2 separate regions of the Mus musculus genome follow, and region 2 is linked to region 1. The links are chromatin contacts, found by Hi-C or POLR2A ChIA-PET in ENCODE. All regions are on one chromosome and are shown on one strand. Each heading gives the region's core, a stretch centred on a gene start or an enhancer-like site at or near the end of the contact. The rest is flanking DNA. Distances are from core to core; before and after follow the strand shown.

Evidence for each region. Hi-C counts contacts between places; a loop is a spot of excess contacts on that map. ChIA-PET counts read pairs that join two places held with the same protein, here RNA polymerase II (POLR2A).
Region 2: a loop to region 1 is called in a map of left cerebral cortex, with 5 times the contacts of the local background. The contact joins the promoter of Ndrg4 here to the promoter of Gins3 in region 1. A Hi-C loop is called at or near these places in 8 of 37 maps with a recorded cell type or tissue (T-helper 17 cell, heart, left cerebral cortex and 2 more). POLR2A ChIA-PET finds 5 or more read pairs at or near these places in 2 of 5 experiments (Patski and embryonic stem cell).

Annotation. Positions count from the first base shown.
Region 1 is chr8:95,631,568-95,635,448 of GRCm38, reverse strand. It overlaps Gins3 (GINS complex subunit 3 (Psf3 homolog)), which reads right to left and starts at 1,890. Exons shown (of 3, transcript NM_030198.3): 1 at 1,666-1,890. The coding sequence starts at 1,851.
Region 2 is chr8:95,676,474-95,680,354 of GRCm38, reverse strand. Ndrg4 (N-myc downstream regulated gene 4) reads right to left here and starts at 2,083. Exons shown (of 17, transcript NM_001372423.1): 1 at 1,972-2,083. The coding sequence starts at 2,008.

The sequences.
Region 1 (3,881 bases), core at 641-3,140:
ACAGAGTCGACAACACTAAGTTGGTGTGATGCAGTAAAAATGGAACCTGACCCCTGTGATCTCTCCCAAACCAATAAACCAGTTTGATCATGAGTAAAATATCAAGCAAACCTTATCTGTTATCATAGCCAGAAAACTGTCATTAGATACAACCACAACAAAAAAGCCTGACGATAGCTAAGAAGAACCCAGAGAAATATAATAGCTAAAAATTATTCTTTAATTCTTTTTTTTTTAAAGATGCTAGACTAGAATATTAGGTAAATTAAGAAAATAAGACCCAGCCGGGCGTGGTGGCGCACACCTTTAATCCCAGCAGAGGCAGAGGGAGGCAGAGGCAGGCGGATTTCTGAGTTCAAGGCCAACCTGGTCTACAAAGTGAGTTCCAGGACAGCCAGGACTATACAGAGAAACCCTGTCTCGAAAAACCAAAAAAAGAAAAAAGAAAGAAAAAGAAAAGGAAAAAAGAAAAAGAAAAAAAGACCCAAACTCGGCAGGATATCTTGTTCAGTAGAGTGTAAGAGCTCAACTAAATCCTAGCCATACAGTGGTGACACACACCTTTAATCCCAGCATCAGGGAGGCAGAGGCAAAAGGATTGCTGAGTCTGAGGCCAGCTTGGTATACAGAGCCAGTTTATGTCAGCCAAGGCTACACAGAGAAACTCTGTCTCAAAAACATTAAAAAAACAAAAACAAAAGACTCCTAAATCTTTCTCTATGACAATGGGGAGCCAATAAGTTGACATTTGGGGTAGAACTCTGTGGTAGCATGCTTGCCTGGCATGTGAAACGCTCCAGGATTCACCCCCAGTCCTGGAATATTCTTCAAAAACATGGCGGTCGACTCTGAAGAGTCGACTTACAAAGGACTGTGAGGTTGAGAAGCAGCCCAGGGAGCAAAAATGAGCCTTTCTGTTGTTGAAAAAGTAAAAATGTGGTGTTTTACTTTGAGAAAAAGTACCTAGAAATAGACAGAGACAAAATTGATACCCTTCCAAACAAAACTTAAAGGACCTAACGGGAAATGAAAGTAACCATTGCAAGTTACGCTCTTGGGACAAACTCGTACTTGAAGCCATAGAGTCCAAGGTTCGAATCCCAGTTCACCATTTACTGGAGGACCCTGGCTTTGTTAACCCAGCTTTTGTTAGGTTTATGGGAGGGCAAAAGGCTTAATACGGGAAGCTGCAGTTGCCATTTTTCAGTGCGACACTGAAAATTGTTATGAGCAACCTTTTACCGAGGACTGCCTTGGTTAAGCCAGCACGGACTTACTGTGGAACCCTGGCTGAGGTACTCACTCTTTGTAGAATTGCCTAAGCGAGAAGATGACAATTTATCCCCCCATCACAGACTCCCATCCCCTGATGGACAGTCGGTCCTCGGAAACAGGCTGCAGACACTGTCATAATTGTGCCGAGTGCGCATGACAATCTGCAGTTCCCAGACTTCGAAACTTCAAATAAGTTTTATGGAAACCATGAATAGAACCAAGAGACCCTGAGATGATGGGCTGGAGCCAAAGCCAATGACTTTGGAAAGTTTGAAGACTAAGATCGGTGGCGGGAGAGTCCTCCGAGTGCTGTGCAGCTTCCCGGGACCCCCGAGGACTCCCACCGCCTCCAGATCTTGGAAACCTCTGCCCCGGCCGGGCTCGCCTCACCTGAGGGAGCGGATGGTCCGGCTCGGAGCCCGCGCCCCGCTCCAGGAAGAAGGCTCCCAGGCGCGGCATGGGCGTCTCGACCCGCACCGGCAGCTTCTCCTGCGACATCAGGATGTCGTCCAAAGACAGGAAGTTCTCCTCCGGCCCCAGAGCGCCCGACTCCACTGGGAAATACGCCTCGGACATGGCAGCTCGCAGCACAGTCAGGGATGAGGAGGGCGCGCCACCTCAGCGAACTAGGGCCGGCTTCAAACTCGCTTTCCCGCGCCGCACTCGCCAGACCCGAGCAGTCGATTTCGGCGAGCCTGCGGCCGCTCAGGCAAAAGCAATCAATAAGGTCACAGATTGGGTCCAGTGTCCCCGCCCAATGCGGAAGCCCTGGATGAGTCGGCCGGAAGTCCTCCTGCAGCTTGTAGACTAGGCTGGGGAAGGTATATGAAGCTTGAACATCATTGAAGGGACAGCATGTGTCTGTACTAACGGAACTGTGTTCATGCAGCCTTTAAATACACACATAGAATTTAAAAACATCTTTGGGGATTCAAGTAATATCATTTTACACTATGTATTCCAGCCCTCATTAATCCCGCTTTTATTGCATTTTCACTGGTAGGTTAATTATTGTCTTTGAAAACAACAGAAGAAACTAAAACGCAAGCACTAGTCCAAATGTTTAACTGTGTGCTAAGTTACAAATTATTTGTAGTATTTTGGCCGGGTGTAGGTTCAGGTGGGGTGGGAGTCTAGATGGAGTGGTAGATTTATATATGGCTGGAAGATCTGAAGTTCAGGGCCTTGCTCTACTGTCAACTGGCAAAGTCCTCGTGTGGTGATCAGTTTGGGTTCCTGAAAGAGGAAACTAGACCAGTTTCCTAGTCTTTTCACAGCCACTCTGCAAGCGGGAGCTCCTATATCAAATGCGATCACAGGTAGAGTACCTGAGAACAAAGGAAAGACCACGGTTGCTTGGTTGCTTGGTCCTAGATTTGGCGGTACATACATGAATACAGGTTGAGGCAGATTGTTGCGAGATTTGCTACCGAATTTACCTACTGTAGGAGGGCATTCCTGAGGTAGTGGTTTGTGAGCAACACAGGAAAGGGGGCGAGCATGCCTTTCATCTTTTGTATTCCTTTTTAGTTTTGAATGAAATAATTTGTTAATGTATTTACATAATTCACTACATTTAAGCAATAGCCTTCTAAATATGGACTAGAACTTTACATATGCTAAGCAATAGTCACTTGCTTTTTCTTGCCAAAAACACTTGTATCACATGAATGCTTGAAGTATTTACACCACTTTCTTTACTTTTTATTCCTCTTCTTTTAACAACCATTGCTCTAGTCAGTTTAAGACATTTTATTCCAGACAGCTACTTTAAAAAGTTGCAATAATGTCAAGCATGCTGGCACATGCCTAGAATCCCTGGACTGGGGAAGCCAAGGCAACAGGATCTCAGGGTCGAAACAAGACCAGGTTATAGGGCAAGGCCTTATCTCTAAAACAATTATGACTAATGTGCTTGTTGACAAGAGCGGGTCAGAAGCAGACCCAGGGTGTGAGCTAGGCATGTCCTGTAACTACTGGCAATTTTCTGCATGTACCCAGTTCTTATATACTGCTGCTACCCAATTCACAATGGTTCGACTCACAATCTTTTACTTTACAGTGTTAACAAAAGCTTATTCATATAACCATGCTGTAATTCTCAATACAGTGTTCAATAAATACCACGAGATGTTTCATGTTTTGTTATAAATTAGGCCTTGTGTTAGATGACTTTGCCCAACCATATGTTAATGTGTTGTAAGGCCATTTGAGGCACACTGGGCTAAGTGCTGATATTTTGTAGGATAAGAGATCAAATGGAAGAGATAAAGATCAAATGCCTGCATTCCATCCAGAAAGCTGAGAGTGGATCTTGTTAATGACCTGGTGACCTTTTTGCGGTCTGTGGAGGCAGACCTCACCCCTTTTGCTATAGAGGCAGACCTCCCCCAAATTCCCCAGGATGATTATCCCAGACTCTGCCCTCCTAGACCATTACCCATCCTGACAGAAGATGTCACATGTACATTATGACCTGCTGACCTCTATGATGTCTTGGTCAGAGACCACACTAGATTCTAGGCCTATCAGATATGAACCCCACCCTCGTGGTCACATGTACTTTGTAAAGGAGTTTCTATGTGGTCACACCTTAACCTTTATTG
Region 2 (3,881 bases), core at 834-3,333, 45 kb before region 1:
GTGGTGATGGGGGGGGGGGAGGCAGGTGCATGAAGGAGAAGGGGTGTGAGCTCACCGCATAGCCCAGGCTGGCCTTAAATTCGCCATGCTCATGTTTCAGCCTCCTGGGTGCCAGGATTACAGTTTCACAACACCATGGCTTGCCCACAGCTGGGGCTGCTACACCGGCAGCTTCTGACAGTGACAGAGTCCTGTTGGAAGCCCCGCCAGAGGTTCAGAAAGCCTGCCACAGCACAATGAGGGCCTGAGGGAACATTGCACATGGACTCCAATCTCCAGACCCTCACAGGGTATCGTCCATTCCCTCTGAGGGCCAGATGGGCGTGAGAGGACCTGGCTCTGTCCTCCAGGTATAAATCCAAATCCCAGCCTCTACAGATCCCTCTTCCAGTCTGAGGTGGGGAGTGGGGCTAGCCTGCTGCAGCTCTCTGTTGCAGGTGACTGCAATAAGGAAAAGTTGAAGGGCAATGGCAGGTGCCAAAAACCACCCGCCAGGCTTTCCCAGGCTCCAGCAAATCTCCACCTGCCTTTCTCTATGAGCCCAGCAAGACCCACTGTGGTTTAGCACACAGCCCAAACCCGAATCTGGCCTACTTTCCTCCTATAACACCCCAACACACACACACACACACACACACACACACACACACACACACGCTTGCACACATACATGCTCACACACACTCACAGCCCAAACCTTCACCTGGCCTACTTCCCACCTATACCTCCATCCACTACCATTCCCAACACACACAAACACACACACACACACACACACACACACGCGCTTGCACACATACATGCTCGCACACACTCACAGCCCAAACCTTCACCTGGCCTACTTCCTGCCTATACCTCCATCCACCACCACTCCACACACACACACACACACACACACACACACACACCCTCCAGGGCCAGGCCACTCCCAGACTAAGTCACTCAAGACTCTAGGGCACATGCAGAACACCCTTTGTTCCTCCAGCTTAGAACGTGACCTCCCTTTTCCATGAACAGAAAGTTCTACTTTCACTGTCTGGGTCTTCAAAGGCAGCCACTTGCTCTAATCTCTGGGTCCTTTCAGATCCCTACCCCATATCCCATTCCATTTCCTGAGTGTACACACACACACACACACACACACACACACACACACACACACACACACAGAGCAACCCCTTCCTCACCTTACAGCGGCAGGACCCCAAGTGCTGAGAAGCATCTCTTGGAATATGTTCATTAGGGATACATGGGTGTGCACCTGACAAGGGCTCAGCATGGTCCAGTGAGATCTGGACAGGGGCTGCTCCCTCCAGCCCAGGTGCCCACCTCCCCTCTGAGAACGGAAGCCTCCACTGATGCTGGACTTCATGTATGAGGAACATGTAACCTTCCGATAGATACCTGGCTTCTGTCCTTGCTCCCTTTCCCATCTCCTCTAGGCATCCAGTTTCTCCAAGGCATTCCAGCTACTGGCCCCAGGATGCCCTCAGAGGGACATCTAATTTCTTCTCTAGAGCGGGCCCAAGGTGGATGGCCTGAGCCATCACGGTTCAACCTAGCTTCCCATCTTCCTAGTCCACTTGACTCTACTTCCAGCAAGAAACTTCTTCCCAGAGAGAAAGGTGGCTCTGACCATCACAGAAAAGAGGAGGCCCTTACACAGGTTCTCCCAGCTCCCCCAGGAGGCCCAGGGCTGCTTTCTCTGGGGACTTGGGATATTTGATTGGAAAACTCCGGAGCTCCCCTGGGGTTGCTAATCGGAGCTCCGTCGACGGGACACCACAGGGGGCCTCTGTGGAGCTCCACCCTCCCAGACGCCGGCGCTCGCGGCTCAGTAGAGCCCGGCATGCTTCAGGTTTCGCTCAACTGGGAACGCGCACCCGAGAGCGCCCCTTCCAACCCGGGCCACCGCGCCCCGAACCCGCTCCAAGTCGGAGAGCGGCAGCGGCGAGCGGCAAGCCTCGGTACCTGTCAGCAGTTGGAGCCTGTGTCCCAGCACCTTCATCTTGGCGACGGTGGAGCGCGCTGGGCCGCCCGGGGCGAGGCGCGCAGTAGCCGCAGAGAGGAGCGGCGGGATAGCGGGAGCGGCGGGAGCAGCAGCCGGTAGCGCGGTGCGCTCACCGCCCCCTCCAGCAGGGTTTAAAAAAATCCACCAATGGCACAGCCGCGCACCCCAAAAGGCACCCGCCGCCACCTGGCCGTGGTGAGCGCCGGGGGGGGGGGGGGGGAGTGTGACACCGCGCGGGAGGGGCCCCTCGCGAACAAAGACGCCTACCGCCCCCAGACGTCGCGGCCGGACGGGCGACAGCCGCGGTCTCGGGGGATCCGAGCCAAGAAGGCTGGGAGACAGGGCGTCGCCCTCGCGTGGGGGGCGGGGGGAGGGAAGGTGGCCAGGGCGTGAGGGTGGTGGAGAGAAGGTGCGGGACTGCGGTGTGGCTGCGCCGAGAGGGGATCCCAGGGGTGAGGGCGCGGCGACTCACCCAGGCTGCCGAGCGACACGGTCGCGGAGGCGGGAGCCGGGCCTGGACGCCTCCGCCGCCGCCACCCACGAGCGGTGCAGGTTCCCCGCACGAGCGAGCCCCGGGAGCTGGGGGCGGGGCGCCGCGCAGCGGGGGCGTGCCCACGTGGGTGGGTGGGCGTGGGGCGCGCTGCGCGTCCCGCTTGGTGGCTGGAGCTGGACTGTCTCGGGCTGTCTCGGGCTGTGGGAGTGGGCGGGAGGCCCGGTGAGAAGACCCACAGGCCGGGGCCCAGATGCAATCTGCAGCGCCTGACCTCCCAAAGAGGGTCCCGTCTCTGTCCAGCGTTTCTCGGGGAGCGCCAGAGACTCCCACGGGGAACCTTGGCTCACTCCCACCACCTCTACCTCTCTTCCCCTCCAGTCCCCACCCATCCGTCTGAGGGGACACCCTGGGGAGGTTGGGGAGAAGCTGGGGTTCAGTGGTCCAGGAGCCAACATTCCCCCTGTTTGCAAAGTCTGAAGGTTTCTGAGGAACTCAGGCAACTTCCTGGCTAAGATGTTCTTTCTGTCCCCACCAGGGCCCCACCCACACGGTGGCCACAACCTATTCCCTGCAGGTCACCCTCCCGGAGCAGGAAAGGAAAGGGACTCTATCCTCCTCGATCTCACTGGTTCCTCAGGAGGGTCAGAGGCCCTGAAGTCTCTCTGACTCCCCAAACCCTGAGCATCACCAACCCCGAAGTTGGGACGAGATAAGAGGTCCTGGTGACTCATTCCGTTCAGGCCCTGTGTGTCCCTTACCTTTTCCTCTGGGTTCCTGTCTTGATGGCTCACAGAGAAAGTACACTAGATCAGGATCTCTCTGAGGCCCTGGGTGCGGGGAAGGAGCATGTCACAAGAAGCCAGCCCACAACACTTCTGACTTTGCTGCCTCTGTAAGAGGTGCTTTGCCCTTAGGCCTCGGCTTCAGGTGGCCACACCTGAAGCAGCAGTAAATTAACCCCACTGCCCGCTGAGGAGGCCGCTGAGATTTTGATGGCTGCAGGTGTGGCACGCAACCCCTGTTTATGTTACAGCTTGTGGCTGAAGGGATTCTAACCAGCCGGAACAAGGCAGACATGACTGGCTGGCCTTGCCCTTCTCCCGCATTCTCCTTGCCTTGCTAAACCCCCCACTAGATTACATTCCTAAAAGCGTGCCATCAGGATCTAGTCCTGTATTTGATCACTTCCTCCTCCCGAGGCTGAGGTCCAGCTATCAAAGTATTGAAGTCTAGCAGTCAAAAGTCCCCTTTGGCTGCCCTAATTAACATGCCCAGTTAAAATTAAACACCCCATCCTAACACAGGGTTCCCCCTTTACCTTTATAAACCGCCATTTTCCTATGGGCCACGTCTGTCTCCTGTCTATCCAGAGACAGT